Linked DNA regions of Homo sapiens: region 1 is linked to region 2. A link is a loop called in an ENCODE intact Hi-C map of the cell type or tissue named here. Cell type or tissue: ascending aorta. All regions are shown on one strand. Each heading gives the region's core, and the rest is flanking DNA. Links, peaks and the distances in the headings are about the cores only.

What was found. Hi-C counts contacts between places; a loop is a spot of excess contacts. Peaks named below come from ENCODE experiments on the same cell type or tissue, not always from the same donor. Only the 100,000 strongest peaks of a DNase experiment are listed, where the experiment ranks them.
Region 1: it touches region 2 in a loop (5-fold over the local background); 3 of 110 quality-filtered maps call a loop at or near these places.

The regions. Positions count from the first base shown.
Region 1 is chr20:41,625,994-41,636,973 of GRCh38, reverse strand. No RefSeq gene overlaps it. Among named protein-coding and RNA genes, the nearest start is that of CHD6, 13 kb to the right of the region's middle. In ascending aorta, for the core only: no CTCF peak of the experiment used is centred there; a DNase peak (open chromatin) is centred at 4,923; H3K27ac peaks cover 1,458 bases.
Region 2 is chr20:41,686,524-41,697,503 of GRCh38, reverse strand. LOC124904905 (a long non-coding RNA gene) reads left to right here and starts at 3,329. Exons shown (of 2, transcript XR_007067588.1): 1 at 3,329-4,168; 2 at 4,436-4,969. RefSeq lists enhancers at 3,505-3,744, 3,965-4,184, 4,325-4,534. In ascending aorta, for the core only: CTCF peaks have their summits at 3,957 and 4,166; DNase peaks (open chromatin) are centred at 3,943 and 4,573; H3K4me3 peaks cover 2,053 bases; H3K27ac peaks cover 1,648 bases.

The sequences.
Region 1 (10,980 bases), core at 1,708-9,707, 61 kb after region 2:
TTATTATCTTTTACTTCTAGAGGTCAGAAGCCTAAAATGTGTCTGAAGGGGCCAAAACCAAAGTGTTGACAGAACTGTATTCCTTCTGGAGGCTGTAGGGGTGAATCTGTTTTCTTGACTTTTCCTGCTTGAGCTTGCCTGCATTCCTGGTCTCATCGCCTCTTCCTCCAACTTCAAAGCCAGCAGCATAGCATCTTCACATCTCTCTCTGACTCTGTCCCTTCTGCTCCACTTGTACTTATAAGGAGCCTTGGGATTACACTGGGCCCACACAGATAATCCAGGGTAATCTCACCCATCTCAAGATAAAATGATTAGCAACCTTAATTCTTTTTTGCCATGCAATCTAGCATATTAAAAGTTTCAGTAATTAAGATATGAACATCTTTGGGGGTCCATTATTCTGCCTACCATAACGTCCATCTATTTACGCATTCATCTTTCCATTCATTCATTAATACATCTTTGTGTTCATCCACCAATCCATCACTTTGGTCATCCATTCACTCACAATGTATGTATGTATGTACTTATTTATCTGTCTGTCTATCTATCTTTCTATCCGTACGTATATCCAATCCAGTTGTCCATTTATTTGTTCATTCATCTAACTAATCATTCACTTGCCCACCATTCATTTATCAGTAACATCAGCCATCCATCCTAATTTCATTAAATCCATTTATCCATTCATTCATTCACCAACCATCCATGCATCAATTTATCCATTTATTCAACCCTCCATCTAATCATTCATGAGCTACCCTTATCTGCCTTGCCTCTGACCCTTCAATTATAATAAACAGTACCCTTCTAAGACCACAAAGACACACTTTCTCTGTCTCTCTCTCTCTCCCTGTTCTTTCTCCCTCTCTCCATCTCTCTGTCCCTGTTTCTGCTCTGTCTCCCTCTCTCTCTCTCTCTCTCTCTCTCTCCCTCCACAATTTGGACCAACTTACCAAAACAGATCATTCTGCCTGGATCTTTGTCATTTCTTCTCAATCATCTTTTTATTTGATTGTAGCTCCTAACCCTGACTCGGTTTTGCCTGAGGTACTTTGTACTGGTGTATGCCAATGGATCTTTCCAGAATCTTACTTAGCTTACAGAGCCATGCCAGTACTGACTTTGTCTGTATTGACCCAGATATGCCTTTCTCCTGGTTATGCCCAGAAGGAGTGAGGGCAATAGGTAACCCTGCAATATGTGAGTGTGTAGGGAGGTACTGGGTTAAAACTGTGTGTCCCAGTATCTTTTCTGCCACACGCCCTCCCTCTCTGTGAAGAGGTTTAGATGCAACCCATACTCCTCACAATCTATGCTGGGTATTTTTTCCAAGGAAGTAAGACAAATAGTTCTGTAAAATATTTGTGGTGTGATGGTCATAAAAGCATTTTGCAACTACTTGAATAATAAAAAAATTTAAAGAGCTCAAAAACTGCCATTATATAAGAAAAAAGCTAAACAAATATGGCCAGTTTTATTTTTAACAACAAGTTTTGTTTTTTTCCCCAGGCTTTCCCCTCACAGGTACTAGTAATAAGGTGAGAAGGCATATACTACTGAAGCAAAAGGATAAGCAGTGGCAGTAACCATAAATATCACCACTCACAAACACTACCATAATTTATAGTTGTCAAAACTGTTAATGGTCTCTCATCACAGGCTGAGATGTAGATAAGTTAGACTGAGGATGGTGTGAAATTCCCAGTGCTCAGCTAAAATGCCTCCCTCTGCCCTGCTGCTCAGGAGAGCATGTCAGAATGCAAATGAATAGGAATGACATTATTATAAGAATAACTGTTCCTATTTATTTATTTATTTATTTGAGACGGAGTTTTGCTCTTGTTGCCCAGGCTGCAGTGCAATGGTGCGATCTCAGCTCACCGCAACCTCCGCCTCCGGGGTTCAAGCGATTCTCCTGCCTCAGCCTCTCAAGTAGCCAGGATTACAGGCATGCACCACCATGCCCAGCTAATTTTGTATTTTTAGGACAGACAGGGTTTCTCCATGTTGGTCAGGCTGGTCTTGAACTCCCAACCTCAGGTGATCTGTCCGCCTCGGCCTCCCAAAGTGCTGGGATTACAGGGGTGAGCCACTGCGCCCAGCCTCCTATTTATTTTTTTTTAAAGAAGGCAAATCATTCAGACTGTGGTGACTTATATACAATTAGTAACAAATTACTGGCCATAGACCTCATGAGTGATCATGTCAAGACGTGACCACTGAGAAGCATGGTTAAATGACTGCTAGATTTCTGAACATGTTTAAGGTCAAGAATCCATCAAGCTCATAAGTTGAAACTGGAGTGAAGTTGTTTGGGTGAGTTAGAGTGGCCCAGCTCCTCTCCTGGAGGTACCATTCATTTGTTGGGTATGCAGAAGTGCTGAGACTCCTTCATGGAGCTCAACACTGGCCCATGAGGGCATAGTTTATACTACTTCAAAACCTTTCAAGAAAAATGTAATGGAAAATGTGATGTTATCAGAACCTTGGCCAAAATAATATTTCAGAAATGAATGAGGAAGGACAATTCCTTGTGACTGATCAGCAGTCTGGTCTGGGAAGATATCACTCCTCAACAGTTGGATGATTCTAGAGCCCTGAGTCAAAAGATTTTGAAGGAACTAACATTTCAACAATGTAAGATCACTGGTTTATAAACATAAGCTCTGGCCAGCACTAGGACATCAGTGAATTATACATAAAAGGTTTATACTTTGAGCCTGGGAAACATAGTGAGACCCTATCTCTACAAAAATAAAAATAAAAAATAAAAAATTAGACAACACAGTGATGCATACCTGTAGTCCCAGCTACTTGTAGGATCGCTTGAGCCCAGAAGTTTAAGGCTGCAGTGAGCTATGATCATGTTGCTGTACTTCAGCCTGGGTGACAGGAAGACCCTGTGTATAAAAATAAAAAATAATAATTTAAAAAAGGCACCTCTGAGAAACTGCCTACACAGGGCTCATACCAGTTTTACAGATGAAATGACTATAGCAAAAAGTCAATGTCCCAAGATACCAATTAGGTTTCATACTGTGAGCCATTCCTAGTTGACTAATAATGTTTGCCTGGCCAGGCGCGGTGGCTCACACCTGTAATCCCAGCACTTTGGGAGGCCAAGGCAAGCAGATCACTTGAAGTCAGGAGTTTGAGACCAGCCTGGCCAATATAGTGAAACCCCCGGCTCTACTAAAAATACAAAAATTAGCCAGGCATGGTGGCAGGTGCCTATAGTCCCAGCTACTCAGAAGGCTGAGGCAGGAGAATCACGTGAAGCAGGGAGGTGGAGGTTGCAGTGAGCTGAAATTGTGCCACTGCATTCCAGCCTGGGTGACAGAGCAAGACTCCATCTCAAAACAATATATAATAATAATAATAATAATAATAATAATAATGTCTGCCTGGAGCTCTGAGTTGATAGGAATTCTGGGGGTTAAGTACAGGATTAGCAAGAAAGAAGGTGGTAAATTAGCCAGAATTTCTCCATGGATATGGAGGGAGAAGTAGAAACAGGTGTGACACCATTTCCCATCATTTTTCCAGTGTTTTCCATCATTCAACCAACATTTGCTGAGCTCTGCAAGGTACCTGTCAGGTGTTGAGAATACTGGAGAAGAACAAAACAGATAGTTTTAAAAATCTATCTAAATAACTGGAGCCCAAAATCCAGTTATTTTTATCATCCCACTCTGTTCCTGATAAAAGATCTTGCTATGTCTTCATCAAAAATTCATTTCCTCTTCTTCCTGGGTACATACAAACTACATTATTCAGCTTCTCTTGTGGTTTGGTGTGGCCATGTAACTGAGTTCTAGCCAATGACACATAAGCAGAAGTGATATGTGTGATTTCTAGGCTTTTTAAAAGGGGGTGTGTCCTAACCACAATCTCTTCTTGCTAGTTGGATGCAGAAGATGACAAAACCCTAGGGGATGATGTAGTTATGGCGTAGAAGGAATCCCCCTGAATCACTAGGTAGAGGATTGTGACTTGTCAACCAGAAATACTTTCCTTTAGACTGGGCATGGTGGCTCACCCCTGTAATCCCCGCACTTCAGGAGGCCAAGGCGGGCAGATCATCTGAGGTCAGGAGTTTGAGACCAGCCTGGCCAACACGGCGAAACCCCATCTCTACTAAAAGTACGAAAATTAGCTGGGCGTGGTGGCATGTGCCTGTAATCGCAGCTACTCAGGAGGCTGAGGCAGGAGAATCGCTTGAGCCGGGGAGGCAGAGGTTGCAGTGAGCCAAGATCGCGCCACTGCACTCCAGCCTGGGTGACAGAGTGAGATTCTGTCTCAAAAAAAAAAAAGAAAGAAAGAAAGGAAGGAAGGGAGGGAGAGAAAGAGAGAAAGAAAGAAAGAAAGAAAGAAAAGAAAAGAAAGAAAGAAAGAAAGAAAGAAAAGAAAGAAAGAAAGAAAGAAAGAAAGAAAGAAAGAAAGAAAGAAAGAAAGAAAGAAAGAAAGAAAGGAAAATACTTTCCTTGAAGTACTATATAAGCAAGCAATAAACTTCTTTTTGTTGGAGCCATTATTCTTTTGTGTGTATATTTATTATAGCAGCTAGTGAATATTATACTACCTAATTTGCTCTAAAGTGACCTGGCCTCTTTCAGCCTCCTCTCAACATGCTTTCATCCACTACAGTTGGCACTTAATCCATATTTTCAAGTTAAGTTAGGTGGATACCCTTCATCCTAGCCCAGGAATCTGTGTTTGACAGGGGGCATCAAAGGCATGTTGAAGATCCCTGCTTTATTCCATTCCTATGAAGGAATGACAGTCATGTTTCTTTTTGGCTAGAATATCTTTCATTGTTGCTGTTGGACTCCAAAATTGGCGCTGTAATGACTCCCCAGAGTTGTCATGGGCTCTGAGTCACACAGCCCAGATTTAGCCACAGCTGGGTCCCCTACGTCGGTGGAGCTCAGACTTCAGCATGCATTTAAGCACAGGCTTCTAGCCCCACCCCCAAACTTTCTGATCCAGTTGGTTTGGGTTGAGTCCAAGAATTTGGATTTTTACCAAGTTCCTAGATGCTGCTGCTGGTCCAGGAACCACACTTGGAGAACCATTAAGCCAGTAAAGCTAAGCTGTTGCTGTTCATCCTTTTTTTTTTTTTTTTTTTTTTGACACGGAGTCTCACTCTGTCACCCAGGTTGAAGTGCATTGACGCGATCTTGGCTCACCGCAACCTCCACCTCCCAGGTTCAAACGATTCTCCTGCCTCAGCCTCCTGAGTAGCTGGGATTACAGGCACCTGCCACCATGCCTGGCTAATTTTTTTGTATTTTTAGTAGAGATGGGGTTTCACCATGTTGGCCAGGCTGGTCTCGAACTCCTGACCTCAGGTGATCCACCCACCTCCACCTCCCAAAATGCTGGGATTACAGGTGTGAGCCATCGTGCCTGCCCGGTCCTGTTCTTTTTTTTTTTTTTTTTTTTTGAGACGGATTTTCACTCTTGTCGCCCAGGCTGGGGTGCACTGGCACAATCTCGGCTCACTGCAACCTCTGCCTCCCGGGTTCAAGCAATTCTCCTGCCTCAGCCTCCTGAGTAGCTGGAATTACAGGCGCCCGCCACCACATCAGGCTAAATTTTGTATTTTTAGTAGAGACGGGGTTTTGGCATGTTGGCCGGGCTGGTCTCAAACTCCTGACCCCAGGTGATCCGCCCACCTCGGCCTCCCAAAGTGCTGGGATTATAGGCGTGAGCCACCACGCCTGGCGTCATCTTTTAAAATTACTATAAGACATCTGAATTAGGGTTCTCCAGAGAATAGAACCAAAAGGACACACACAAGCATGCACACATGCACACACACACACATACACACACAAGAAGATTTATTATGGGAATTGGCTCACATGATTATGGAGGCTGAATATTTCCACTATCTGCCATCTGCAAGCTGTAGAACCAGGAAATCCAGAGGTTTGATTCAGTATGAGTCCAAAGGCCTGAGAACCAGGAGATCTTATGATATAATTCCTAGTTCAAGCTTGAAGGCCTGAGAACAGAGAGTAGAGGTGAGGGGAGTGCAGGTGTAGTTTTCAGAATCCAAAGCCTGAGAACCAGGAACTCCAATGTCCCAGTTCAAGGAGAGGGGGAATTTACTCTTCTTCCATATTTTTATTCTCTTTGGGCCCTCAACAGACGATGCCCACTAACATTGGTGAGGGCAATCTTCTTTATTAAGTCTACTGATTCAGATGCTAATTTATCCTGGGAACATCCTCAGAGACACACCCAGAAATGTTTCTCCAGCTATCTGTGCGTCCCTTAGCCCAGTCAAGTTGACATATAACATTAACCATCACAGCATCTGTGTTCTGTAAATGTTTTTGTTTGTATGCTTTGTTGGTGCTTTCTTTTCACTTTTCCTTCTGTCAAATCCTAGCCTTGTTTTTGCTTGTGATACCTAGAGCGGGAGCCTAGGAAAGCTAGGACACTGGACTGAACTGCTATTTGTGTGGCAGCTACTGCTGCACTTTGGCACCTGGGCTTGTGGCTGACAGACAGAGATGGTGATAGCTCTAGACTCTGCAGCCTTCCTTCCAGTGATGTGCCTCAGTTTTACTATTTGTAAAATGAGGGTAATAACTTTTTCTTTGTAAGAATTAAATATTTTATACATGTAAAGCATTTAAAACAGTGCTTGGAACAAAGCCAGAGGCATCACATTACCCAATATTAAGCTATACCATAAGGCTACAGTAACCAAAACAACATGGTACTGGTACAAAAACAGACACACAGCCCAACAGAACAGAATAGAGAACCCAGAATTAAAGCCACACAGCTACAGCCATCTGATCTTTGACAAAGCTGACAAACATAAGCAATGAGGAAAAGACTTCCTATTCAATAAATGGTGCTGGGATAGCTGGCTAGCCATGAGCAGAAGAATGAAACTGGACCCATACTTTTTAACCATATACAAAAATTAACTCAAGATAGATTAAATATTTAAATGTAAAACCTCAAACTATAAGTAAATCCTAGAAGAATACCTAGGACATACCATTCTGGACATTGGCCTTGGAAAATAATTTATGATTAGGTCCTCAAAAGCAATCACAACAAAAACAAAAATTGACAAGTGGGACCTAATTAAACTAAACAGCTTTCACACAGCAAAACAAACTTTCAACAAAGTAAACAGACAACCTACAGAATGGGAGAAAATATTTGCAAACTATGCATCTAAAACAGGTCTAATATCCAGAATCTGTAAGGAACTTAGACAAATCAAGAAAGCAAAAACAAACAACCCCATTAAAAAGTAGGCAAAGGGCCAGGCACAGTGGCTCAGGCCTATAATCCCAGCACTTTGGGAGACCAAGGCAGGCAGATCACTTAAGCCCAGAAGTTTGAGACCAGCCTAGGCAACATTGTGAAACCCCATCTCTACAAAAAACTACAATGTGGTGGCATATGCCTGTAGTCCTACCTACTCGGGAGGCTAATGTAAGATTGCTTGAGCCCAGGAGGTTGAGGCTGCAGTGAGCCATGATCGCACCACTGCACTCCAGCCTAGGCAAAAGAATGAAATCCTGCCTCCAAAAAATAAAGAAAGTAGGCAAAGAACATGAACAAAGATTTCTCAAAAGAAGAAATATGAGTGGCCAACAAACATATATTAAAAAAAAACCTCGACATCACTAATCATCAAGACACAAATCAAAACCACAATGAAATACCATCTTACACCACTTAGAATGGCTATTATTAGAAAGTCAGAAAATAATAGATGCTGGCGAGGCTTCAGAGAAAAGGGAATACCTATACACTGTTGGTGGGAATGTAAATTAGTCTAGCCACTGTGGAAAGCAGTTTAGAGATTTCTCAAATAACTCAAAACTACCATTCAATCCAGCAATTCTACTACTGGGTGTATACCCCCCAAAAAATAAGTCATCCTACCAAAAAGACATGTGCACTCATACATTCGTCACTGCACTATTCACAAGAGCAAAGACATAGAATAACCTAGATGGCCATCCATGGTGGATTGGATAATGAAATGTGGTACATATACACCATAGAATACTATCTAGCCATAACAAAGAATAAAATCATGTCCTTTGCAGCAACATGGATGTAATTGGAGGTCATTATCCTAAGCTAACTAATGTAGGAACAGAAAACCAAATACCAAATGTTCTCACTTATAAGTGGGAGCTAAGCATTGGGTACAAATGGACATAAAGATGGGAACAATAGACACTGGGGACTACTAGTGGTGGGAGGGAGGAAGGAGGGAAGGACTGAAAAAACTCCTATTGTGTGCTATACTTACCACCTGGGTGACGGGATCATTCACACCCCAAACCTCAGCATCACACAATATTCACATGTAACAAACCTGCACATGTACCCACTGAATCTAAAATAAAAATTGAAATTATTTTTAAAAATTTTAAAAGCAGTGCTTAGTTCATATTAATTATGCAATAAAATTAGCTATTATGAACTGTCAATGTAACAGTGCATGTTTTAGTAACATGGGGGCATCATTCTCTTCAACTTTATTCCCTTCTGGCATATATTCCAAAAAGAAGCAAAAGAAGTGGTAGGAGCTGGACTTCCTGGCATCCAGAGATTTAACTACAATCATGAAAGCATAAGAATCATTCACAATAAATGGAATTGGATGGAGAAAAACAACTTACTGCCATCAGTTTCGTTCAAATTGCTGATGGTTGATCTGGAGTTTTCTGTTACGAACAGGCTTTGATACAAGTAGGCAATGCAAGTGATACGGTTTGGCTCTGTGTCCTCAACCAAATCTCATGTTGAATTGTAATTCCCAATGTTAGGGGAAGGACCTGGTGGGAGGTGATTGACTCATGGGGGCAGATTTCCTCCTTTTTGTTCTCATGATAGTGAATGAGTTCCCATGAGATCTGGTTGTTTAAAAGTGTGTAGCACTTCCCCTTTCTCTTTCTCTCTCTTTCTCTCTCTCTCTCCTGCCGCCACGTGAATATGTGCTTGTTTCTCCTTTGCCCGTCCACCATGATTGTAAGTTTCCTGAGGCCTCCCCAATCATGCTTCCTGTCCAGCCTGCAGTAATGTGAGTCAATTAAACCTCTTTTCTTGCTAAATTACCCAGTCTCAGGTAGTTCTTTATAGCAGTGTGAGAACAGACTAATACAGCATGTTTGCTGAATGGGACTGAAATGAGTCATAGAATAACCTAAAATATCTGGATGTAGATCATATGTTAAGAAAACACTTAAAATGTGGGGCAAATTTATACAAAGCACATTTTAAATATACAGTAACTTAATGATGGCTGTCAGTTGTATCACCCAAGGAAATACTGTTATCTATTGCTGCATTACAAATTATCTCCAAAGCTTGGTGGCTTAAAAACAACAATAAACATTTATTATCTCACATAGTTTTCATAGGTCAGAAATTTGAGAGTGACTTAGGTTTTCATGAGGTTGCAGTCAAAATGTTGGCTGGGGATGGATGCAGTCTCATCTGAAGGCTTGACTAGGCATGGAGGATCTACTTCCAAGATGGCCCATTCACATGGTTCCTGACAAGAGGCCTTGAGTTCTTGCCACAAAGACTTTTTCCATAAGGCTGACTGAATGTCCTCATGTCATGACAATGGACTCTTCCCATTGCAAATTACCCAAAACAGCAAGACAGATGCTGCAATGCCATTTATGACTAGCATTGGAAGTTACACTCTGTCACTTCTGCAATATCCTACTGGTTACATACATAAATCAGGTCTATTCAGTACAGGAGAGGGCAGTATAAGGGTTTGAATCACAGCAAGTGAGTATCACTGGGGGCCAACTGGAAGGACAGTTACCATGCTTCACCTCAGCAAAAACATGGAAACTAATTAATTTTTTAAAACTATAGTTTTTTGTTTCTAGTATGTAAAACTGTGTTGCTTATTTTTATTACCAGTTTTCAGACGGTAGCCTCACCAAATTGGTCAGTAATGTTGATGGTAGAATTGCACACATAAAGAAAAGGATTCTACAGCAACTTGAGGCTTAGTAAAAAGCTTAAGAACTTTTTTGTTGCTGTGGTTTTTTTTGTTTTTTTTTTTTTTTGTTTGTTTGTTTGTTTGTTTTTGGAGACAGAGCGTTGCTCTATTGCCCAGGTTGGAGTGCAATGGTGCTATCTCAGCTCACTGCAACCTCCGCCTCCCAGGTTTAGGTGATTCTCCTGCCTCAGCCTCCCAAGCAGCTGGGGTTACAGGCGCACACCACCATGCCCAGCTAATTTTTGTATTTTTAGTAGAGACAGGGTTTCACCATGTTGGCCAGGCTGGTCTCGAACTCCTGACCTCAAGTGATCCACCCGCCTTGGCCTCCCAAAGTGCTGGGATTACAGGCATGAGCCACAGCGCCCGGCCTTAAGCAAGTTTTTATGGCTGAAACTGTCTAATGGTCATTGCAGGAAAGTACACTGCTGAGCAAGAATGAAGGATTTACGAAGCTGTTTCAGGGTAGCGTGACCAGCGTTTTTGAAAAATCCTGCCCAAGAACATTTGAGGTGTGATTTTCCATAAATCATAGTAACTGAAAGGGACCACAGTCATTTTTATATATAACCTTGGATTTAAAAAATCAAAATAGCGGTAGTGCTATACATGGGTGAGAGTGAGAGCTCTGTGGCACTGTAAGAGTTAAATCAGTGAGATTAATACATGAGGGGTAGAGGCCATATATCAGTAGAAGGCACTCCAAAAGACAGAAGGTTCCCCAAGCCAAACACAAGAACAGAGATTGACTTCAGTTAAATCAATGGAATTAATATGTTTCAAAACCTGCAGGTCGACAAAGGGGGAAAGTCTATACAGAACACGGGGAAATGGGAGGCAGAGGAAAGGCTGCGATAATTATATATTAATAACCAATTTGTTGAGCAGTTGCCATGTGCAAAGCACTTTGCATGAATCATTTAATCCACACAACAACCCTATTATTGGAATCATGA
Region 2 (10,980 bases), core at 981-8,980:
TTGAGCATCTTGTTCAAGGTCATACAGCCTATGAGCCCCAGGTCCAGGGTAACTCCTAGATCAGTCCTCTTTCCCCAGCACCACCCTACTCCTAACTGTATATAGCAGATGCTCATTTGGGCTTTCATTTTGCACACAGGGTTTCACAAGAAAAATGAGGTCATTACATAAAAATGCTGGATCCAGCATATTTTCAATGAATTATTACTAGCTGGTTTTGTAGCTACCCCCCTGACCTACCCCCAAAATGTCAGGGTGGTGGTTCAAAGCACTGGCTTCGTTAATCTTCACCATGTGGCAAGTCATCAGTTCACAATGATAGAGAAGGATTCCAGAAGCCAATGGCAGTAGGTGAGGGAGCCCCAATCTGGGGAAGAGAAAGTAAATTCACTCATCTACCATGTTAACCTAGCATCTGCTCTGGGCCAAGTTCTAGGCAGTTTGCTGGGGTGGCAATATCAACAATGCACTGGCCATGTCTGGAGCTATACGTATCCCATCTCCCTGTACCCTGACCTGTGTTCTTGGACACAACTTCAGCTAAAACTGAGGCATAGCTTGGATCTGGAGGGCCCTTGAAGACCTAGCCCAGGGATCTGTAGTCTCAAGTTGAATGTCTTGGAAACAGCCTGAAGTCAGGAACCAATGAGGGGGCTGGAGATACTGTCTAAAAAGGAACTTGAGACATTCCCATACTGGAAAGCACAAATATGGAACATTTTACTCATCTGAAAGAGTTCTATTAAACAGCACTGGCCAAGAGTGCCCTTTCCTGGATTTTCTGCTCCTCTGAGTCCTACCAGTTCTCCTAAGCCCTTCAGCAGCTGATATCAGCAGAGACTGATATGAGTCACTGATTCCTGGAAAAGACAGAACTCTGGTACAATGGCTGTTCCAAGTTGATGTCCTCAGAGGTACAAATGACACACCAGAGACAGAAGTTGTTTCTTAAACTTTCCGGGCTTCTGTGCTAGTAACGGGTGCCAGATGGGGCAAAAAGAACAGAAGGAATATTGAGGGGCTCAACCTTTGAGATCAGAAAGACCCAATTTCCTACCGAGGTTCTCCATTACTAGTTGGGTAATCTTTAGGCAGAGCCTTTGGGCACCAGTTTTCTTAGCAGCAAAAACTGAGAACTATGATTGTCACAAAGATTAAATGAGACAGTGGATGAGACAGTATCTGGCTCATGGGTAAGTGTAGATTTTTTACTCATCTCTTCTTGCGTCCTTTTGGATGCTAATTTCCACTCTGCCAAGGATAAGAACCACATGTCACCTTCTCATCAGGTGACAAGTGGAGGCTAGTCATGGCTAGCTGTTCCACTCATTCTCTTAATGAATATTTGTTATGAAAACAGCAATGGCCAGGTGTGGTGGCTCACATCTGTAATCCCAGCACTTTGGGTCACCTGAGTTCAGGAGTTTGAGACCAGCCTGACCAACATGGTGAAACCCCATCTCTACTAAATACAAAAAATTAGCTGGGCGTGGTAGCGCATGCCTGTAATCCAGCTACTTGGGAGGCTGAGGCAGGAGAATCACTTGAACCCGGGAGGCGGAGGTTGCAGTGAGCCGACATTGCACTGGACTCCAGCCTGGGCGACAGAGCAAGAATCCGTCTCAAAAAAAAAAAAAAAGAAAAGAAAGAAAGAAAAGAGCAACTGCCAGGCCTTGTGTTCTGCATCATACAAAGATAGAAAACACATCCCCAAGAGGAGGAGCTCACTGTCTCTTGGGAAAGACTGGTAGGCAAACCAGTAGTTACACAGCAGGGGGACAAGAAGTGAATTGAGAGTGCACAAGGAGAGCACAGAGGTGATGATATTTCAGCCAAGACAAAGTGTGAATAGAAGTTTGCCTGATCAGCAAGCACATAGGAGAGGGCATGCCAAGCAGAGATAACAGAACTTGCAAAAAAGGAAGACTGGAAAGTGAGGTAAATCCAATTACGAAGGTCTCTGAGCACTGTGCTGAGGAGTTTGAGCTAAAACTTGTAGGGGACACAAAGCCTCTAAAGGAAAGTCAAGTCATCATATTTGAGTACTGAAAATATTCCTATACTGCCAGTGTGGATATGGTTTAGAAGAGGCAAGACTAGGCTGGGTGCAGTGGCTCACACCTGTAATCCCAGCACTTTGGGAGGCCCGGCGGGTGGATCACCTGAGGTCAAGAGTTTGAGACCAGCCTGACCAACATGGAGAAACCCCGTCTCTACTAAAAATACAAAATTAGCCGGACGTGGTGGCGCATGCCTATAATCCCAGCTACTCATGAGGCTGAGGCAGGAGAATCGCTTGAACCTGGGAGGTGGAGGTTGCGGTGAGCCAAGATTGTGCCACTACACTCCAGCCTGGGCAACAAGAGTGAAACTCTGTCTCAAAAAAAAGAAAAGAAAAGAAGAGGCAAGACTGGTAAAAGGAAAGCCAGTCTCAATTTGTTCCACTCTCCCCTACTTCACTGTGTTCCAATCACAAGGGACTTCTCTGAGTTCCTTGAATTGCAAAACACCAAGCTCTTCCCCGCTCAGAGCCTTTGCACTTGCTGATCCCTCTGCCTGGACTACTCTTCTCTTGGCTGTTACACAGCTTCCTTCTTCTCAGCCTTCTTCAAGCATTTCAGACCAAACATTTCTTTCTTTCCCTAATCAATCTAATGTATCAATTTTCCTCCATTATTCTCTCTTGTAGCATCCTGGGGGTGGGGGTGTTCTATTTATCGCAATTTGACATTTTATTCTTATTTGTATTATGTGATCAGTAACTGTCTTCCCCATTAGGCTGTAAACACCATGAAGGTAAGGTTGTGTCTGCCCCTGTTCAACACCATGTCCCAGCACTCAACACACTGCCTGGCACGGTGCTAACACTCAATAAACACCGGATTTATGAGACTGTGAGTACAGCCGAGATGATCATGGCTTAACCAAGTAAGTAGCAGCAAACCTGGGAAAAAGAAACTAATGCTACACGAAGTAAACAGGATAGGTCTTGAGGCAGAATATGGCCTGGAGGCAGGGAACTTAAGGACTTGCTAGAATTAAATCAAATGAAACACTTCAGCTATGATAAGACACATCCTTTTTATTTATTTATTTATTATTTATTTGAGTCTTGTTCTGTCGCCCAGGCTGGAGTGCAACGGCGCGATCTCGGCTCACTGTGACCTCTGCCCGGTTCAAGTGATTCTCCTGCCTCAGCCACCAGGGGATTACAGGCGCATGCCACCACGCCCAGCTAATTTATTTTTATTTTTATTTTTAGTAGAGATGGGGTTTCACCATGCTGACCAGGCTGGTCTCGAATTCCTGACCTCAGGTGATCCGCCCGCCTTGGCCTCCCAAAGTGCTGGGATTACAGGTGTAAGCCACAACTCCCCGCCGAAATATCCTCTTTATTTACATAGGGCATACAATGCCTTTGTAACTTTTAACCTATTCATTTACATAAGGCATACACCAACTAACCAATGGAAACCTCTAGAGGGTATTTAACCCCCAGAAAATTCTATAACAGCGCTCGTGAGCCCCCATGCTCAGCCTGCTCCCACCCTGTGAAATGTACTTTCGTTTTCAATAAATCTCTGCTTTTGTTACTTCATTATTCCCTTGCTTTGTTTGTGCCGTTTTGTCCAATTATTTGTTCAAGACACCAAGAACCTGAACACCCTCCACTGGTAACAGTTTGAGACAAGTATCAGAATCAGTTCCACCTGTACCAAGTTCTAACGGCACTTCTAGCTGTATAGCCTGGGCAGGTCAACCACCTTTTATCCACCATGCTCTCCGTATTCCCCTCGTAAAATGATAACGACACCCTTGCAGCTTGGCTCAGCGAATGTCCTCAAACGCACAAACAACGCTAGGGCTAAATGAGCACACCCGGTAGAGCAGCAGCCGCTCCTCGAGGGCGGAAGTCACAGCCTGATCTAAGTACGGTGGGTAAAATGGATCCCCCATATGCGCAGCGCCATGGTCCTTTGTAACCTCATAAAGTGTCCGATGAGCAGCAGGGGCTGGAGGATAATTTAGGGCCAATATCATTTGTTTCTTTTACATTATTTCGCCATTTCTCAGAATTCTAAAATTTGTTTAATTGAAATATCAGCTTGAGGGATGCTGAAAACTGTACAGAGTAAAAGAAGAATCTCTGCTGAGGGATAACCAAGAGGTAGAGATGGGAAAACGTTCATGCGCAGCACCCCCTGACGGAAGGGAGGAGCTGGTGTGGAAGATCCGCGCAGCCCCGCCTCTTTCGCGGTGGTTCCAGTCCCACTTGGGACCCCCACGCCCCGGGAGTGCTAGCGGGACTCGGAGACCTTCACGTTACTACATTGCCCAGGGGACCCCGAGGCGGGCCTGGTTCTCCTCACAAAGGGAGGGGCCGAGCCGTGACTCGCTTCCTCGCCTCGAAATGCGGGTTGTTTTAATCGAGCAGGTTTCGCCCTTCCCCATCAGCCTGTGAAGCTCCCAAAAACGTCCGGCCAACGGCACCAGTCCCATCTAATCAGCCAGGAGGAAGTAGGCGCCGCAAAGCCCCCTGCGAAATGTAGTTTCCAGGAAGACTTCTGGGAAACAGAGTCCGAGGCAGGCGACAGAGCGCTCTTGCAGCCAAATAGAGCCGGGCTAGGGGCGCGTCACGTGACCTGTGCAGCCAACTGTTCCGAGACGTGGCCTTTGCCTGAGCTGCTGTTAGGAGAGGTGCTCAGGTCTGGGGAGTAGCTCCTACCATCGCCTGGACTCGACTTCTGGACTGGCCTCCAAAAGTCGACACAGCCCCTGCGTCTTTCCTATTCCCCAAACCGGCGCTGACCTCATATTTGCATACACTGAAACTTGTGGCTCTCCTTGACTTGGGTTGGTAGGCTCTATAGGACCTCACCATGTTCTCTTACCCATGGTTTCTGCAGCAGCCAAAATGATCCATTCCATGTGCTTTAGAGCCTTAGGGAATAAACCATTAATCAAGTCATTTGATTGCCTCATCTTTGAGGACATTTTTCACTACCTGTTCACACTCCTTGTGCTCACCCATGACTGTCCCTCAGAAACTTAAGTCCTGGGACCCTTCTGCATTCTATTAGTCTTCTCCTAGTTTCATTTCTTCTCCTAGCCAACTTAGATCCTAAGAATCCTCTCCTGCCTTATTTCCTTCTGTAACAACCTCAAATCCTGAATTAATACAGTTGTCTAATTTTGGGTCTACTAGGTGCAACTGGAGGGGAGGAATACATCTCCTAAGCTCACAGGTTGGTGCCACTAAAATCAAGGTTTCAGACTTCAACTAAGCCCTAAATACAACCAGCTGGTTGCAGCACTGTGGGGAAGGAGGCTAACCAATAGAGGAAAGGGATTCGCTGCCAAGAGTCCTGGTGGAAATACAAGGCTTTGGAAGGACTATCTTTATTGCCTCCCACCTCACCCCTACACTTCATGTTTGTACTAGAATGGCATGAGAATGAAATGTAGAACTGATGCAGGCAAACCCAAAAACTGGGGCTCAGCTTGGGAGGGTTCTTGGCTTCAACCAGGAAAGAATTCAAGAGTGAGCCAACAGTAAAAGAAAGCAAGTTTATTTGAGCAACATGTACAGGAAAATGGCTGCTCCGTAGACAGAGCAGAGCTATCCCATAGGCAGAGTGGCACTCATGGACTAGCTATCTTTATATTCACTCTTAGTTATATGCTTAATAAGGAACAGGTTATTCACAAACTTTCTAGAAAAGGGGCAGGGAGCTCCTGGAACCATATAAAGTAACTTCAAGATGTTGCCATGGAATTTGTAAAGTGTCATGCACTTGTGGGAGTGTCTTTGTGCGAATGTAGTAAAACTCCTAGTCCTAGCTGGTTTGGGCTGGTTTATTTGCTACATCCTGTCCTGATCAGCAGGGTTATGACCAGTGCTCAGAAAACAAGCCCTGCTGATCTGCTACCTCATTACCCTTTCAGAGATTATATACTCCTCTTTAATCGTAAAGTGTTGTAGAAGGATGGAGGTCCATCCTCTGTCACTGCCTCCTACTGATTTTGTGGGCATAGTGTCCTCCTCTTGTGCCTGTGGGGACTTATGAGAAACAGGTTTAATTCTGGACAAGTGTACCCATCTAGTGACTCCCTGAAGTTTAACAGCAGTGGGGATGCTTAACAATGCCTGGTAGGGTACCTTCCATTTTGGTTATAATTGATCCTCGTGGGATCCTTCTTCCCAAGTTTTTAATAGGACTCTGTCTCCTGGTTGAACAGGGGAGCTATTTTTTTTCGTTTGTGAAAAAGGGAAATACCTTATTTCCATATTCTTGAAGGGCCTTTTGAACCTGGTCTAAGTTAATATGAGTAAGCATTCTGTGTGTCTCCTCATCAAACAGGAAGCCTGAAGTTAAAAAAGGGCCCCCCATAGGCCATTTCAAATGGGCTAAGTTTTAAGGTTCCCTTCAGAGCCATCCTTATGCAAAAAAGGGCCATGGAAAGGAGAGATACCCAGGTCTCTGAGGTCTCCTGACAGTTTTGCTAATGTCCTATTTAAAACATGATTGTCTTTTTCTACCTTACCTAAGGATTGAGGCCTCTAGGAGGAGTGAAGATGATAGATAATGCCTAAGGCTGAGGAAACCTGCTGGGTCACCTTAGCTGTGAAGGAAGGTCTCTTATCACTTTGCAAATATGTTGGTAATTCAAAACTTGGGATGATTTTTTTAAAATAACAATGTGGACACTTCCAGTGCTTTTTCTGTCCTTGTGGGGAAAGCTTCTATCCGCCTGATGAAATTGTTATAAGTACTAGCAAATACTTCAGTCCTCTGTATACGGTGGCATCTGGGTGAAACCTATTTGCCAGTCTTCCCCATTGCAGGCTTGAGTAGGGGTGGGGGTATAGGGTGGCTTCCTGAGTTGTTACAGGCACAGAGTTCACAGGCCCTGGTGGCCCTTTTTATAGTCCGGAATAGCCCCTGCTATTCCAGAATAGGTAAGTCCCTGCCTAACCCCGATGTTAAATGGTTTACTGATGGGAGTAGCTTTATTCATGAGAGAGTAAAGAAGGCAGGCCAACAAGAAGTTATTGAGGCCAAAGCTTTACCTCCTCACACTTCTGCTAAAAAAGTGGAATTAATCACTCTAATTAGGGCTCTCTGATTGGGAAAAGACTTGAGTCAATATATTTACTGATTCAAGGCACAAAAATTGCTTGAGCCCTGGAGTGGAGGTTGCAGTGAGCCGAGATCATGCCATTGCACTCCAACTTGGGCTACGCAGTGAGAATCCATCTCAAAAAAAAAGTATGTGTGTGTGCATATATATGTGTGTGTGTGTGTGTGTGTGTATGTGTGTGTGTAAACCATTTAACATCAGGGTTAGGAAAGGACTTATCTTTAAGGTCAAGCCTGCTAGAGTAGGTCTGTTCCATGGTTTCCTCCGTTCTCGGGACATTGAGTCCAGCAACAGAGTAGCAGGATTTAAAACCTGACATACTTTAAGGGTAAACTCTTGGGTGTGGAACAGAGGGATCTAATATTTGAGCAACTGACTCCCTGTTAGCCATTAATGTCCTTTTGCTCTAGGACCTAGTGTACTTGATTGAGGAGGGAAAGTAATGACATCTAATTTTTGTCCCAAGGAAGACTTCATGGCTTTTTTTTTTTTTTTTTGAGACAGAGTCTTGCTCTGTTGCCAGTCTGGAGTGTAGTGGCATGATCTTGGCTCACTGCAACCTCCGCCTCCTGGGTTCAAGCAATTCCCCTGCCTCAGCCTCCTGAGTAGCTGGGACCTGGGACTACAGGCACATGCCACCACACCCGGCTAATTTTTTTGTATTTTAGTAAAGATGGGGTTTCACCATGTTGGCCAGGATGGTCTCGATCTCCTGACCTCGTGATCCACCCGCCTTGGCCTCCCAAAGTCCTGGGATTACAGGCACGAGCCACCGTGCCTGGCTAACTTCCTGGCTTCTTCTACCAATAGAATGGTGGTGGCCACAGCTCACAAGCATCCTGGCCATCTGGCCACCACCTGATCTAGCTTTTTAGAAAAATAAGCCCTGGTCTAGGATTATTCCCTAGCCTTTGAGTTAGAACACCCAAAGCTGTCCCTTGTTTTTCAGCCACATAGAGAGTGAAAGGTTTTTCTAAGTTTGGGAGTCACAAAGCATGGGCCATTCCCAGATTTTCTTTTAAGGTTAGGAATGCCTGTTGGCAGGTTCCATCCCAGTTCAAAGGCTCGTGATCATTCCCTTTTAGAGCTTCATAGAGTGGTTTTGCTATGACCCCAAACCAGGGAATCCAGATATGGTAGAATCCACCCATTCCCAAAAAGGTTCTTAACTGTTTCTTAGTCTGATGGCGCTGCAGTGCCAGAGTGGTCTCTTTTCATTCCTGGCTATTGTCCTTGTTCCAGGAATAAGCATGTATCCCAGGTATTTAACCTTTTGCACAGAAGTCTGGGCCTTGTGGGAGAATACCCGATACCCTTATTTTCCCAAGAAAGTAAGGACCTGAATTATATTTTTATCAGAGTCGTCCCTAGTAGGGCTGGAAATTTATAGGTCATCCACATATTTTAGGAGGGATCAATTCATTAACTGTAGTTCCCTTAATTATTTTGCCAATACATCCCCAAAGAGATGAGGACTGACCCTAAAACTTTGGGAAAAGGCATTCCAGGTAAACAGAGATGTAGCATGAGCATCTGGATCAGTCCATTCAAAAGTTAAAATATACTAGGAGTCTGGGCGCAAAGGTATAAAAAGGAAAGCATCCTTTAAGTCTCATACCGTGAATCAATTAGCATGTTCAGAGACTTAGGTCAATATTGTATAAGGGTTAGGAACTATTGGGTAGACTGGAACTAATGCCTCATTAACTCCCTTCAGATCCCGAAGAAATCTGTATTTCTCACCTGGTTTCTTTACAGGCAGGATGGTAGTATTATATGGGGACTGACAGGGTTGTAATAATCCTTACTTTAGAAACTTTTCTATCTGGGGCTGTATCCCTGCTTTTGCTTCAGGTCTCAAAGGATATTGTTTTTCCCATGGGTAAAACATTAACAGCTCTATCAGGAACTTCTTTGTCCCAGACAGAAGAGTCTACTTGAGAAGTAATATGCGGTGGAAGGAAGGTCTTTTCTTTACCTGTAGTAAGTCAAGCACTTAGAGCTAGAAGTAGTGCCCCTTCCCGGCCTATTGCCTTTTTGTGGGGCTCTCCAAATTGAACTGTGGCCTGTAATTGGAAAAGTAAGTCTCTTCCCAGTAAAGGAATACTGCACTGAGACATAAGCTAGAACATGTGGGAAAACATATGATCGCCTACAGTGCAACCAAGGGGATGGGTGAATCTCCTAATTTTTGGCTGGCTATCAATCATGTACCTTGTATAAGGTGGTACTCTTGTACCACCAGTATGGTACAAGAGTAGGAAGACAGTGGCCCTGAGAAATGGGTCAGAACTGAGAAGGCTGCTCCCATATCCAATAAGAACTCAGTATTCTTACCTGCCACATCAAGAGTTACCCACGGCTCCTCTGTGGAGATGGTAAGGTGTCCAGTGGGAGCCATGGGGAACCTCAGGTCCCGTCAGTTCTCTGTTGTCTTGGCCATTATGGGTTTGAGTGGCCCAGATTCCCCTTGGAGCCTGAGGCAGTCCCTTTTCCAATGGCCCTCTTGCTTATGGTAGGCACACTGATTCTGGCTCAGGGGCCAGCAAGTTGGGGGCTATCGTCTGGGCAGCCCAGACACCGATCTTGCAACACTTCCCTGGGATGAATAACCTCGAGGCAGCAGGTGGCTTAAGGCAGCCACTAACAACTGGGCTTTTTGGCTTTTTATTTTGGTTTTCTCTGCTTCCTCTGCTCTGTCCCTGTTGTTGTAAACCCAATGGCCATGTACAAGAGTTGACTCATGGGAGTTTGAGGTCCCATTTCTGCCTTTTGTAACTTCCTCATAATGCCAGGGGCATATTAAGTAATTAAATGCATACCTAGGAGAGCTCACCCTTCCAGGGAGTTTGGGTCTACACTTAGCATATTTCCTGCTTGCCTCAACCAAACTGTCCTGAAATAGAGTGAGATTTTTGTCCTTCCTCGGAGTTACTTCTCTAACCTTGTTGTAATTAACTAGCTTAACCACACACTTTTCCATACCTACTGTTAAACAAGTTACCATGTGATTTCTGTGTTCAAGATCTTGGGAACCCCTCTGGTAATCCCACTGAGGGACCAGATCTAGAGCTGCATCTCCCCTCACATGATAAATGGCATGACCTTAGTTACCAGTTGCCACTCCATTTGCATATTCATGAGCAGTACCCAGAATCCTTTGTTTCTCCTCTGCAGTACAGCAGGTAGACAATAATATTTGCAAGTCATGCCATGTTAAGTCAAAGAACACGATCAACTGAACAAATTTCTCCGTAAACTTTCCTGGATCCTCTGAAAACCAACCAAATTTCTCCTTGCGTAAAGTCAAATCAGACAAAGAAAAAGGCACATGGCTGAGCACAGTGGCTCACACCTGTAATCCTAGCACTTTGAAAGGCCAGGACGCGCAGATCGCTTGAGTCTAGGGCTTCAACACCAGAGTCAGGCATCCCAGAGTCAGGACAACAGGGGACCTCTCAAAATTAGAAAAGAAGGGGTTAAAAACAAACACGGAAAGTGTCTTGCCTTACATTGAACAGAAACAATTGCCCAAATATCTAAAGGAAAGACCACAAATGCAACAACAAAATAAGTGTAAAAGTAAAATGGCGGTCATTAGCCACTAAAGAGAAAAAGGAAGGTCCAGGAGAAAGGGTGACAAGGACATGCCAGGCCTGCTGCCATTCGGGACACTCAGATGATGGGGGACAATGAGCTACCAAGCCAGAGACTCAGTTCCCATTTCCTGGCTCACCCAAAAAGGTCAATATTGAGGGGGAACAAAGGGAAGACTGACCTTTGTGTGTGGAAGTCAAATGGTGCTAATCTGTCTTTATTTGGGGTTTGGGTGAAGGT